Linked DNA regions of Homo sapiens: all the other regions are linked to region 1. The links are chromatin contacts, found by Hi-C or POLR2A ChIA-PET in ENCODE. All regions are on one chromosome and are shown on one strand. The core of a region is the stretch at or near the end of the contact, and the rest is flanking DNA. Distances in the headings are between cores, read along the strand shown. Region 1 overlaps SYT2 (synaptotagmin 2). Region 2 overlaps PPP1R12B (protein phosphatase 1 regulatory subunit 12B). Region 3 overlaps PPP1R12B (protein phosphatase 1 regulatory subunit 12B).

What was found. Hi-C counts contacts between places; a loop is a spot of excess contacts on that map. ChIA-PET counts read pairs that join two places held with the same protein, here RNA polymerase II (POLR2A). Pooled maps may share reads with other maps.
Region 2: a map of heart right ventricle shows a loop between it and region 1 (2.2-fold over the local background). The contact joins two enhancer-like sites. A Hi-C loop is called at or near these places in 9 of 168 maps with a recorded cell type or tissue (aorta, cardiac septum, endothelial cell of umbilical vein and 5 more), 15 of 37 single-sample maps with no recorded cell type and 11 of 50 pooled maps. POLR2A ChIA-PET finds 5 or more read pairs at or near these places in 4 of 52 experiments (A549, A673, activated T-cell and 1 more).
Region 3: a loop to region 1 is called in a map of B cell, with 4 times the contacts of the local background. The contact joins two enhancer-like sites. A Hi-C loop is called at or near these places in 7 of 168 maps with a recorded cell type or tissue (B cell, aorta, cardiac septum and 3 more), 25 of 37 single-sample maps with no recorded cell type and 11 of 50 pooled maps. POLR2A ChIA-PET finds 5 or more read pairs at or near these places in 3 of 52 experiments (A673, activated T-cell and activated naive CD8-positive, alpha-beta T cell).

What each region holds. Positions count from the first base shown.
Region 1 is chr1:202,621,553-202,626,074 of GRCh38, reverse strand. All of the region lies in intron 1 of SYT2 (synaptotagmin 2), which reads left to right. Among named protein-coding and RNA genes, the nearest start is that of SYT2, 87 kb to the left of the region's middle. RefSeq lists a silencer at 547-626 and an enhancer at 2,737-3,361. Within about 2 kb of position 2,879, at least 6 of the 41 ENCODE cell types and tissues checked have a DNase peak (open chromatin) inside an H3K27ac peak, as active enhancers do.
Region 2 is chr1:202,584,555-202,589,095 of GRCh38, reverse strand. PPP1R12B (protein phosphatase 1 regulatory subunit 12B) reads right to left here. Exons shown (of 24, transcript NM_002481.4): 24 at 1-4,541. Among named protein-coding and RNA genes, the nearest start is that of SYT2, 120 kb to the left of the region's middle. RefSeq lists an enhancer at 1-307. Within about 2 kb of position 2,440, at least 16 of the 41 ENCODE cell types and tissues checked have a DNase peak (open chromatin) inside an H3K27ac peak, as active enhancers do.
Region 3 is chr1:202,563,837-202,568,328 of GRCh38, reverse strand. PPP1R12B (protein phosphatase 1 regulatory subunit 12B) reads right to left here. Exons shown (of 24, transcript NM_002481.4): 21 at 3,782-3,886; 22 at 498-551. Among named protein-coding and RNA genes, the nearest start is that of SYT2, 140 kb to the left of the region's middle. RefSeq lists an enhancer at 1-657. Within about 2 kb of position 2,753, at least 3 of the 41 ENCODE cell types and tissues checked have a DNase peak (open chromatin) inside an H3K27ac peak, as active enhancers do.

The sequences.
Region 1 (4,522 bases), core at 1,630-4,129:
ACATTTCTACATATGGCAGTGTAATGCACCTGCACACAATGTTTGCATATGTGTTCACAGTGCTGGTTCATGCATGTTTATACATTCATACATGGTGTTCATACACATGGCGTTCACGTGCACACACATACACATACACAGCCTTTCTGGCATTCTCTGCTATGTTCTTGCACTGGCTGCTGTCACCCATTTCAGCTGGGCCTGAGAGATGGAGACAGGACCCCCTCCCCGGTGCTGCCGGCTAGCAGATGCCACAGTGCTGATGTTCTGCTCCATTACTGAGTTAATGGAGCCTCCTTCTGCCTCCGGCCTCCCACCGGTTGCCCACCTCCTCCTTTCCAGGGTGTGAGCGTTGACTGGGGGCCTGGGAGGGAGCCTGGCGGGGGTGCGGCTGTGTGCGGAGGGCGTGGGCCTGGCTTGGGTGGAGATGGGGCTGGAGGCAGGCGGCAGCCTCCTGGACGGACAGCAGGGGGCACCGCTAGGTCTCCTCAACGGGCCGCAGGGAAGAAGTGGGCTGGGGAGGAGGCCGCGGTCTCTCCAGCTACTCTCCTGCAGCTTGAACGGGGGCACCTGCCACCCAGCCCGGGCTCCTGCCCCTGCCCCCTTCCCCCTCCCCGCACACTGGCAACACCCCCTCCCCTTACACTCCCAGTCCACGCCACACACACACCCTACTACACACCACACACACTACACACACACACCACACACCACAAACATCACACACACACCCTACTACATGCCACACACACCACACACACACCACACAGACACAGCACACACCACAAACATCACACACACACCCTACTACATGCCACACACACCACACACACACCACACAGACACAGCACACACCACAAACATCACACACACACCCTACTACATGCCACACACACGACACACACACCACACAGACACACCACACACCCTATTACACGCCACACACACGACACACATACCACACACACCACACACATACCACACACAAACCACACACACACCCTACTACACACCACACACCCTACTAGACACCACACACACCACACACACAACCTACTACATGCCACACCACAAAGACACACACCACACTACACACACCACACATGCCACACACAGACACCACACACACTACACAAACACACCACACAGACACACACCACACACCCTACTACACGCCACATACCACACAGGCACACATCACACACACACCACACACCCTACTACACACCACACACACCCTACTACAGACCAGACACCACACACACACACCATGCTACATGCCATACACACCACACACACACCACACACCACACACACACCACACACCCTACTACATGCCACACACACCCTACTACATACCACACACACACCCTACTACACGCAACACACACTACTAAACACCACACACACACTACTACACACCAGACACTGTGCTACATGCCATACACACACTCTATGACACCACACACACCACACAGATACCACACACATCACACACCACACACACTACTAAACACCACACACACCACACACATCCACACTCTACTACACACCACACAGACACACACCATACACACCTTACTATACACCACACACACCTCACTACACACAACAGACCACAACACATACACGTATTACACACACATCCCACACAAACTCACTATACCCCCATACCACACATACGTACACACCACACATATGCCACTACCCACTACCCACATACCCCCTGACACCCCACTAGAGCCTCCACCCCTAACCCACACCACCCCCTACATCACACACACACCATATATACACACCCCACTGTCCCCCACACCCTAGCGCCCACATCACACACACTACACATACAGCACACACATCCTACACATACATACCACCACATATACCCCTACCCACCACATACATGCACACGCCACATATGCACACTCACATCACACACACACCACCACACTCACGCACTCCTATTAAAAGGCTTTTGCTTTCGTGCCAAACCTCTAAACCCATCCCTTAGAGGGGCGGTGATCGGCAGAGCTAGTGTGTTCAAACCTTGTAACATTTAGTCAGAAAGAAAATGCATCAATTTGTAACAGTTTGTAGCTGAAATTGAAGATGTGCATCTGGCATGAAAGATATCGGGACTGTGCTGGAAGGTGCTGTGTGCCTCACATGAGGCAGAGCTGCTCACACTGTGGCTGGAGGATCCATTGATTGTGTGGGTTAATCACTGCTAAGCCACAGAGAGCTCCCCTTTCCCCTGGTGAGCGCTCCCCCAGCTGGCAGTTGCCCACGCACTCTGCAGAAAGCAGTGCCTCTCTTGGGAGCACGACCAGGGCAGACCCCCACAGTCCTACCCGTCCTCCCTCACACTCAGAGCATGCGCACAACAGACCTCCTGGGGCCCACGGGTGCACCCCCCCTACACACTTTCCGTATCCTACACCAGGCAGCCCAGGGCCCGCTGGTCCCCAAGCCTCCATCTGTCCCCACTCAATCACTCATTCCGGGTCGCCCACCCTTCCCGGCCTGCTCCCAAGCATCTTGACACCCAACCAATGGAAGACCCTCTCCTCCGCCCCAGGACAGCTGCCTGTGGGTTTGGGAGATGTTGTGGGGTGCTGGGGAGTGGGGAACCCTGGAGGCCCAAGATTCTGAGTCTCTGGAGAAGGAGGTGGGAAGGCAGCCTGTCTGGGGGCCAGAGGCAGCCCCCTGGGCTGGGAGCAGCTGGGGGCCCCAGCAGGCAGCTCAGGGCTGGCCAGGCGGCTGGACTGTGACTCAGCAGCTTCTCCGTCTTGGCTAGAGTGCGCCGTGCTGCAGTATTAACTCCCTCTCCAGGGAGCCTGGACTCCAGCTCCTCTCCCATGGGGATGGCGGGCTTCTCTGTCCTGTTTCAAGTTGTGATCCTGGCTGGGGTGGCAGAGCGGAGGGTGTGCTGAGGGGCTTGCCTGGCGGGGGCATCCCTCTGCCCCCTCACCACTGCTACTATCCCTGCACCCTACAAGAGTTAGCCAAGGATCAAATGGAGCCAGGGCTTGGTGGGGTGGCCTGAGGGGCGACAAAGGCCTGGAATCCAGGAGTTGACAACTCAGGCAGGGCTGCCACCATTTAGCGGTGTTGTTTGTGTGATGGAGGTAAGCCACCTCCCTTTGGGGCCTCAGTTTCTTTGTTTTCGAAAAGAGGCTGTGGACTGCGTTGTCTGTAAGAGTCCCTCAGCCCTCACAGGCTGGGTTTTATTAATATTTGCCTGTGATTTAAGGGTATCCATGCCTGGGGTCTAGGTTCAGAGAGAAATAAATAATCCGAGGCAGGTGTGAGGTGCTGCAGGTTTACAGAGCCTCACTCAGGAAACTTCACCTTTGATCATGGAAGCTGTCCTTAAGGCAGGCAGGGCAGGGATGCTTAACCCCCACACACAGCTGCACAAGCGCAGGGAGGCTAACAGGCCAGCCCAAGATTGGTGCAGGAAGGGCTCAATCCTCAGCCATTGGATTCTGAGGCGCCCATCAGGTGGCCTGGAATTGCTGATCTCAGCGAGATCAAGAGAAGGAAAATGAGTGTTGCTGCAGCAGGAGAGATTGAAGTTAGACACTAGAAGGACGTTCCAACTCTCAGGAACCTGGGAGTTGTTAGCTTCCCCAGGGCCAGTCAAGAACAGACTCTGCTTCTACGTGTGCGGAATGACAACCTCGCTCCAAAGTGGAGGTGTGCATGCACTGACCAAGAAGGCTCATCAGGCCTCGGTACACAAGGAACTCAAAGAAATGGGTAACTTATTTTCAGAATGAGCTAGAAAATTAATTCATTAAAACTTTATCCTCAGCCTCCTAGGACCAAATGTTGGACTGAAGCATTGGTGCAAAACATAAAGACATATATTTCTCCTTAAGTATTGATCTTTCTAGCCTGTGAGCTTCGGTGACAGGTGTCTTGCTGGTTAACCTATTTCCATCTCATTACTTTGGCTTCTGCAAATACAATGCCGGGAAAGATTAAATACTGTAAGCTGTATCCAGTCAGCTCTCCATTATCTGCATTAATCAAGGCTAGTACTGAGTGGGATAATCCACAGAAGTGCCTAGTCCCCAGATCATATTTAATTGGTTTGGGGTGGCAGTTGATGGTGAGTGTATGTACATGTGTGCACACACACACATATATGCTTTTGGTGAGGGTGAGGATTGAACTTACTCATCTTTGATGTGGCATCAGGATCCCATTTTGGAGGCAGTCTCATTTGGGGGCACACCAAGGGAATCCCAGAAGCCTGCTAGAGGAGACAGCAGGGCTTCCAGTCTCCTGACTTTTTGTAGGGAAGAAGAGAGGCAAGGTGAGAGCCTAGGGGTCCTCTGAGGGTGAGGGGGGCAGGTCCTGGTGGCATTCTTCCTGCAGCATGCCTCCCACCTGGAGCAGGTCAGGCGATTTCTGGGTGAGCTACACAAACCCACTCATTTGTTCTCTCTTTTGGCTGGGCGCAGTGGCTCATGCCTATAATCCCAGCACTTTGGGAGGTCAAGGCAGCAAGATC
Region 2 (4,541 bases), core at 1,191-3,690, 37 kb after region 1:
ATGACCTCATGAAGACTTATGGATATAGCAGATGACTAAGGGTGATGGCAGGAGACTTCCATGAGCCCAAGGAAATCACCACCTCCCTAGACCTCAACTTTCCCATGTACTAGAGTGTGCTAGTGTTCACCTGGATGGCCTCAACACCTTTGTCACTTAAACCTGGTGTCTTCCAAGAAATAACCGTATATACTCTTGGTTACTTGAAGCTTGGAACCTTGATATCTATCTATCTATCTATCTATCTATCTATCTATCTATCTATCTATCTTACGGTTCTTTTGAACGCCAATCTAGGCTTCTCCTTGGCCTGACTCCATTTAGGAAATTCCTTGATACTACCAGAGACCCTTCTCAGTGGCCATGACTCACTGTGGCTGTCCCTGGGGAAGGGGCCTCTATGTGGACAGGAGTTGTAGGAGGCTGGTGGGCGAGGCCCCCACCAATGATAAGATGTAAAATCAGAAGAGGCTGCCCCAGATGTGAGATTCTAGAAATCCCATGCTCTGAACTGTGGAGACAGTCACAAAGTTAAAACACAGTTTTATTTACTCATTTATAAATACTGTTGTGTTTACAGGCATCATATAGAAGTGAATATTATTATTCCCAAACTTTCAAACACAGAATACTCAAAACTATATAACAACAACCAGTAAAACAAAACCATTCATCTTAGGGTTGAAAGGCCACTCAAAATTGCATAAAAATACATTCAGTTCACAAAGCAAGTCTGGCTGCTTCTCCCTAAACAACCCCAACCCCACCCCATCCCAGGTGTATTTACAGTGGACTGAAGTTAATCCATACAACTCAGCTGAAAAACAGTTACATCTGGTGTGTGAACCTTGGTGGAACTAGGGTGAAGGGTGGAGTAAAGACACAAAATGCTACCACTAAAATGGGAGAGGCATGGAAACCTCAGGGTGGTTCTTTTCACCCCTGTTGATCAAGGTCAGGGCAAAGACAAGGAGGAAGGAAAACCATAAAGCCAAAGTCTGAGTGTGAACCACTCAACTGAGCACAGGCTGTAGCTTCTCCAAGAAGGATGCAAGGGTGAAACATTCTTTCCTTCCTTCTGCAGGGAAATCATTGCCCTGGTGTGCCAGCCAGTGGTAGGCACAACCTTTCAAAAGTTCAAGGGATGCTGGCTAGAAAAGGAGGTATTCTGGATTGCTGCCTCCTCTCAGAACCCTCTCCTACCCCGCAGCCTGCCTCCTGGTGTCTTTTTTCCTCCAAACTCTCTTTACCTAACCTCTCTTCATCAGAAGGCAAGCGGGAATCTGTTCCGGGTTTCAGTAGAGTGGGAGAAAGGACAGGCAAAGGCACAGATATTTAGGCGAGAGTCAAGCTACTTCTGGCCCTTGCATGTCCCTTATTCAGGAATAGTGGGCCCCGACGACTGGCACTCCGACTCTCAACTCTGGTTTTGGGAGAACATTAGAGGCTCTTAAGAGGCTCCCCACCATCAGTGTGCCTTTCCTGAATCCTTGCTCTTTGAATGGGCTGAGCTGTTGCCACCAGATGCACTGATACACTGATTGATTAGGTTTGTGCTGGGAAGACACACTTCTGTTTTAAGCTATAAACAGTCTCAGGATAAAGAGTAAACCAGACATGGCTACTCATGGTCTCCTTGGCCAGGCTATGGAGGAGTCATACGGGCCTAAAAGTCAAACCTCATCTCTGAGGGGACATTAGCATAGCCGAGGAGCTTTGAAACTGGAATAGGGGGCGGTGGTGGTGGTGGTTGGTATACCCAACTTCTACAGGAATCTTGGCTGATTCATGGAAAACCACCTCTCTAAAGCACCCTCGGCTCCAAGTGAGAAAAGCAAGGAATTAAGAATGCAGAGGGAGATGAAAGGGAGAGGAGTGAAGTGTATGCTTATTCTGGAAGGACATAAGAGCATCCTGATGTCACCTTAAGGGGCCACCCAAGTAAATCTTTATTGGAAACATCAGGGAAAAATTTGGAGGAGAAATAACAGAAAATATCACTCTGGCAGATTCATGGTCCAAAATAAGCAGATGAATTGGGGAACAGCTCAAATAGGTCCTTTGGGGGATTAGAAGGGAGGGGGAAAAACAAAAGATATGATTTAATAAATAAAATTGGTTTCTGAGTTTTCATTTGTAATCAAGTATATGCCAGACCTCATTTTAAAAGCTCTGGGCTAGCAAATGTGCATGTGAACGCACATAAGCTAGATCCAAGAGTTATCCCCAAATTGCTAAACCTTTTTAGGTAAGGCCAGAACATTCATTAATGGTATTGTCTTTAGACACACCCACCTCTTACTTACAGTTCTCCCGAAGGAGGGCTTCCGGGACACTGGGTTGTAAGCCAAACCTGGGTTCTATGTTTGCCCTCAACCCCAACTCTCAAAGGAGAAGTGAATGCATCTTTCACCATGCAGCTGCTGGCTGCTGGCCAAGATTCTGTGTTTTTTCTCAGCCCTCAGAAATCACCTCATTCCTAGTAGCTGTGACCAACAGTTCCTGGACTACAATGAAGTTGATCTATTTTCCAATCTAATCAGAACACAAAAGATCAATAGCTGTCCCTGACAGGGTCTACTGCTTCCTGAGCAGTGTCAATACCCATTAAGGAAGCTGATTAAAATCTCTGCTCAGCTGGAGCCTGAGGGATGAAGTCACCAGTGAGACAGAACTCATTTCTGTGTGACAAAGCTTTGTTTCTGTGAAACTCTCTTCCTTCCCAGTACTTGCAGCTTCCACCCTGCTCTATGTCCAAAGCCCCTGGGCCTTCTGCCTTCTTCCCATCGCAGCACACAGCCACCTCCACTTCCAGGGTCTCTGCCCTTTCACTCCAATTACACCAGGTCCTGTAGGAGGCTTGTGAAAGCCAAGTGCTGTTCTATGCAATATGGTTGTGTGGACTCTGGGTTTGTAAACACTGCTTTGGTAGTCTCCTCTTCAGACCTGCTTTGAAGGAAAGACCATCTTGAATGGTATCAGAACCTCCTACTTCTGGTAAGTCCAAAATCCAGAGGGGGAGCTCAATGGAACTAAAGATTGAGGTTCTTGTCGAGGAAAATTTTCTTGCTGCTGTAAGGCAGAGTTCAAGACAATGAACCAGACGGTGCTAAGCAGAAAAACGATTAGTCTGCTATTTGGGTGTGAAGAGCCAATGTAGATCCCATTTTAAGAAAGCTGAGGAAAGGTGGTTGAGGAAACCTATGAAGCAGCAGGTCTATTTCCTATTAAAACAACTTGTCCAAAGGCTGCCTGCAACAAATTGCTTTCTATCCATTTCTCCATGAGCTCCAATTTCCACCTCTGCAGGCTTTAATATTCTTACCAAGCCAGCAGGAGGGAAAGCCATTGCAACATCATTCAATTACCCTCAATATTAAATTCACTTCCCAAAAAGGATGAGAAGTCAACCTTGATGTGCTCATATTAAACAGTTTAAATCCAGAAGAAAACAAAAAATTCTGGACTTGGATTTTTGAGGTTAGAAAGAATTTTTGAAGCAGAAATCCCAATAAATATGCTGATCTTCCTAAGAATGAATAAATCACAGAATTTTAAGCCAAAAGGAAAGGGCACATAAAGATTATCCAGTCCAACCTCATTTTACAGACAGGGAGGGTGACCTGCCCAAAGTCACATGACTAAAAGGAGAAGGGGTGGCCTTGGAATACAGATGTTCTGACTTCTAGGGTCTTATCTTTTAATGTTGCCTTTTTGTCCTCAAAGCTGCCTGCTTATTGGGTTGGAAGAACTCACATCTTATGAAGGGTTAGACCCTGCCTTGAAAATCAGTATGGTAGGCTGGGCGTGGGCCCTTACGCCTGTAATCCTATCGCTTTGGGAGGCCCAGCCAGGTGGATTGCTTGAGCCCAGCAGCTTCAGACCAGCCTGGGCAACATGGCAAAACCCCATCTCTACAAAAAAATTCAAAAATTAGCTGGGCATGGTGGTGCACACCTGCAGTCCTAGCTGCTCGGGAGCTGAGGTGAGAGGATCCCTTGAGCCTGGGAGGTGGAGGTTGCAGTGAGCTGAGATCACACCACTGCACTCCAGCCTGGGCGAGAGAGTATGGTGACTAAGATTTGTAGTAATAACTGGGCCTAGATTTAGGCCAATTACACGACCTCTGATTGGTAAGTGTGTGCTTAAAGTGCGGTCAGTGCTGGCATAAACAATGGGGTTTGAGGGCCCCTGATGATATCTCTGAGGGAAGGATACCAGGGCTCCTGCAGTGTTACTTCACTGATAAGCTCCAGTGGAACCAGTGGCTCATCTGGTAGAGTAGAATTTCCCTTTTCTTTCTGCTTAAATGCTGAATCCTTTCTGCTTTCTTTTTCCTTTTTGCACCTTTGGAGGTGCAAAGCCGCCTGGAAGCTGAATAACTGGCAACACTTTTAAATAGTTCTCTCTTCTCCAGGCTTCTTCTGCTCACTCCATGCCCACCTCAAGGGTGCCGACACTCACCAGTGGCCTGGACCGAAACACTGGCCTTTCTCTGAGAGGAGACAGTGTCTGTCTGTGGCTAGGAGAGGCTGCAAACA
Region 3 (4,492 bases), core at 1,504-4,003, 58 kb after region 1:
CTCCCCTCAGTCAAAATAAGTGAAAGACTGTGTTGGCTCATGTTTCAAGTCGTAAGACCTAAATGGCAGAGGGTCCCACTGAAAGCTTCCTTTCTGTTCAAGGTTATGAAAACGGTAAAGAGACCTTGGATGTGTGTGTGTGTGTGTGTGTGTGTGTGTATGCAATGATTTACAGTAAACCAAAATGTTATGGGTTGTGTGTGTATGCAGTTCTGCCCACAGTCAGAACAATGTACGAGATGACCTTCCAAGGACCCTTCCCACCCTAAGACTAAATATGTGGAAAGTACTGACCATCTGAGGAAATCAAAAGGACTAGCAATCAAATTACTGCCTAGAGTCAGACAAAAAGAATTTATCATCAAGCTGGGAATGGAATGTGGCAGAACTCCCTCCTTCTTAAGATGGACTTTTTCCATTGGCATGAATAACAAAGTGGGAGAGAGTCAGAAAGAAGAGATGAAATGGGGTGGAGGGGGAAACAGACATGCGCATACCCGTTTCTCCATCTCCAGCACTGATGATCGGTCAGAGGTCTTTTCTTGTTTCTGCTGGTGCAAATGGAAGGAAAACAGTTGTTATTTAAGTTGTCTAAGGGCCAGTAGAACGCCCAGTCTAGTTCAGCTTCACTACTAGACATCTAGAAATAAACAGTAAAACTTTGGACTTCCCCTATAGCAGGGATCCCCAGCAAACAGGTTCTGATAGATCTCTAAGCCTAACATTATCACCTCTCTGAAGTTTGCAGGATTCCCTCTGGGGAGGGGAAGGCAGTAGTAGTATTCCCTGAAATTACAAAGAAATTACTTACAACACACAATCTCTCTCTCTCTCTCTCTCTCCACAGGTCTTCAATGCTAATTACAATTTTACATCTCACCATTCTTCTCCTCTCTTCATTCTATGAGTAATATCACAACCCAGAGGAAATAACAAAAAAAAAAAAAAGGCTTTTCTTTAAAAGGCTGGCAACTCCTGAGCGAGAATGTCTAAGGCCAATGGCACTTGTCTAAATAATCCCCTTTCCCCTATTCTTTCTGTTTTGGGAATTGATACCATTTTTCTTTTAGAGCAGCAGTTTTCATATGTGGGTGGGCTTTAAGGGGTTCTTAGGAGTCCATTCATGGCATCTGCCCTGCTTTGAACAGAGGTAGTCCACTTTCATCTGTCTTATATATTGGGCTTCCAGATAAGGTAATTTTATTTGAATAAAAGATTTAGAATGTTTATTTTAGATCATCTTTGACTTAAATTTTGCAGAGGGGCTGAAAAGACTTAGCCTCACGGCAAAAAAAACAGAATAACCTCAGATAATGGCCCTTCCTTAAAAGGGGAATAAAAAACCCTTAAGTCCCTTTTGGCCTTAGGGTCATAGAACTCAGCAGAATTTCTTACATTCAGTAGACATTTAATAACTGCTGGGTGATTATTTTTATTTTGCTTAGTGTCATGCAGAGACAACATTTAAATAAATATAGAAATTATGCTGGTCTTCTTGCAGCAGTTTCTTTTTTTAAAAAAAAAATTAAGGAATGGCCAGAACTAACAATAAAACTCAGAATTCTGGCTCCTGTCCTGGGCTTTCACCTTCTGTTTGGAAGGGCATGGCTGTCTGCCTTTATGCTGCATCTACTATGAAGCAGAAGGAAGAGAAAAAAACGCAAAAATAGATCCTACAGCTTGTTAATATCCTCGTAAGTCTTTCTTTCCTAAGCCTGAGGAGCTGTAGAAGTTGTGATGATTTCATGATTTTCAAGGTTTATATACACAAAGAACTAGTTTTTTGTTTGTTCTGTTTTTAATGTTGACTCCCTTAGAGTTGGGGTGGATCTTTTATGTAAAAATATTGTGTATGTTCATGTGGTAACTGTCTCCATACAAATGTGTGAGGCTGAGAAGCCCTCCCTCCACTGTCCTGCCAAACAACTCCATTTTTGGTAAATGGCAGAGACTTGGTTTGTAGCAGCACCATTTCTTATGAATTTCAATAACTTGTATTTGGCAAAACTAAGTATATTTTGACACACCCAGCAAAGCAGTGGGCCAGAGAGTAAATGCTTTTCCCCAGCAACTGGAAAGGCTGATTTTATTTTCAGTGCCCTCTGTGCAAGTCAATGTCAGCAGCTTGTTAGACTGCTCACTGTTCTAAGGCATGGGCTGGTGGAAATGCTGAGAACCCCTAAAGGTCAAGACATATGCTGTCAGAAGCTTCCGCTGAGAAGAGTGGGGAGCAGGTGAAACTGCTCTTCCTGTGGTTCCTCACATGACTGCTCTTTAATTTTCTGTAAAACAATCCTAGTAATAACTGACAAGAACCAGCATAAGATCTGTATTTATAAACCACTGCCAATATGTGGCGCCATTCAGAATAAAAATTAGCCCCAGATTTCTTTTGAGGGTCTACTGTGAATGAGACTTTTTTTTTTTTTTGCCTGGCTCAATAATGTTGGAGTGAGATTTATTCAGTCCACCCCGCTGCCTTATGGCAGGGCTATAGCTATGTGTGTATTTTTCTCTTTTAGATTTAGAAACCTACTTTTCTTATTCCACAAAATCACTTTAAGCCTAGTTATTATCTATTTGTGTTGCAGTAAGTCTCAGAAATTTCCAGTAGAGCCATGTTGGGCTACTATAATCAGGAAAAAGGGGGTGGCTCTTCTAAACTGACAGGCAGTTCACATTTTACACCTGGGTAAGCCCTTCTCCAGAAAGTGAGTGTCCTGGCTGTCTTGCTGGAGTCCTACGCAGCTCTGTGGGGCTGTCTTCCAAGTGTTGGCACCCTCCTGCTCATGCAATTCCAGAGGGGTTAGAATAGGATGTTTAGAGGGTAATCAACACCCCTGCCCTCCAAACTCCATGTATTTGGTACTGTACAACCCTAGCATTTTAGTCTTTGCTTTTGGATAGCCAGTCATATTGCCAGAATGACTAGCCACCTCTGGTTTTCATTTCAAGCCTTCCTGCTAAAGAATCATTTTTACTTCAGTTCAGCTTTCGAAATTCTAAGTCCCCAGGCATTCTAGGAGGGAAATAACTCAATAGGTTTCCTGATAACTCAGCAATAACCAAAAGCAGTGCTTGCTTTAGCTTTCAGCTGCGGAGTTTGTTTCACTGGTGACAAGGTTATTACCTCCAGCATCCTCTAAAGCATCATCTAATTAAATCAAACCTGGCAGTGAGAGGAAATAGTTTATCAGTCTTTCTGCCACTAATATTCCTTATTTGTAGGCTGAAAAAGAGTGGTGGCTTGGGGAGATAACATATGCTACAGAATCTTTGCTTTGGGACTTAACCCTATGTTGTGGCACCACCTTTGCCCTTGATTTGTTATATGGCCTAAGCAAACCACTTACTTCTCTAGGCTTAATTTGTTATCTCTCTGCCCTAGGTTTAATAGGGTCTTGCTTATCTCTCTCCAAGAGGTGAAGTGTAGATAAACTGAACTGAAACATAATGAACAGGACAAGAGGAACTGTCTAGGACTAGCTTTGTAGTGCTGGTTTATGCTTTTCTACTAATAAATAAGTAGATGATGAGCCATAGTATTAATTATTAGCATTCAGACCATCAGGAATTGTTCACTGAATTATCAGTTTTCCTTTTTAAGTTAAACACTGATTGAAACCTAAAATAAATTAGAATCTAAGAAGCTTCTATCTCATTGCCCCGAGAAGGCCTGATCTTGACTCTATCTTACTTCCTGTCCCTTAGATCCCTAGTCTAGTTTGCTTCCTTACATCAACCCTTGGTTCTCATCTTTTTTCTTCTTCTTCCGTCTTACCTGGGCCACCTTCTCAAGCTTGGACTTTATATCTGCTAGCTCTAGCTGGGCTTCCTGAAGTTTTGTTTTCAGTTTTTGGTTTTCAGTCAGAGCACTCTCATAGAGCTAGAGGAGAGGGAAAAAAGAGGATCAGCGTTCGCGTTAGAACTCACACCATTTCATCACATGAGAATGCCCAGGGCTCTGTGCCCCAAGCCACCACTATATGGTAGAGAGAGAAAATGAAGGAAGGGTAGGGAGCAGAGTACATTCAGCCAACTGGTCTCTTGCTTTTTCAAAGTGATGAACAGAAAGAGAATGATGATGCTCCAACTTCAATAATGTTAATCTCTGGGGGAAAAACAGTCATTACTATGGGACATTTTCATTGCTTAAAAGAGCAATGAAAAAGACAATTTTTTTTTGGAACCAGTCTACTGTGTATATTGATTTTAGTCAAGTTCTGCTTAACAAAACATTAACAGAACAAGCACTCTTTATTCCCTTTGGAGACAGGGTCTTGCTCTGTTACCCAGGCTGGAGTGTAGTAGCATGATCACCCCTCACTGCAGCCTTGAACTCCCAGGCTCAAGCAATCCTCCTAACTTAGTAGCTGGGACTACAGGCATGAGCCACCATGCCCAGCTAATTTTTCAATTTTTTGTGGAGATGGGGGTCTCACTATATTGCCCAGGCTGGTCTGGAACTCCTGGGCTCAAGTGATCATCCTGC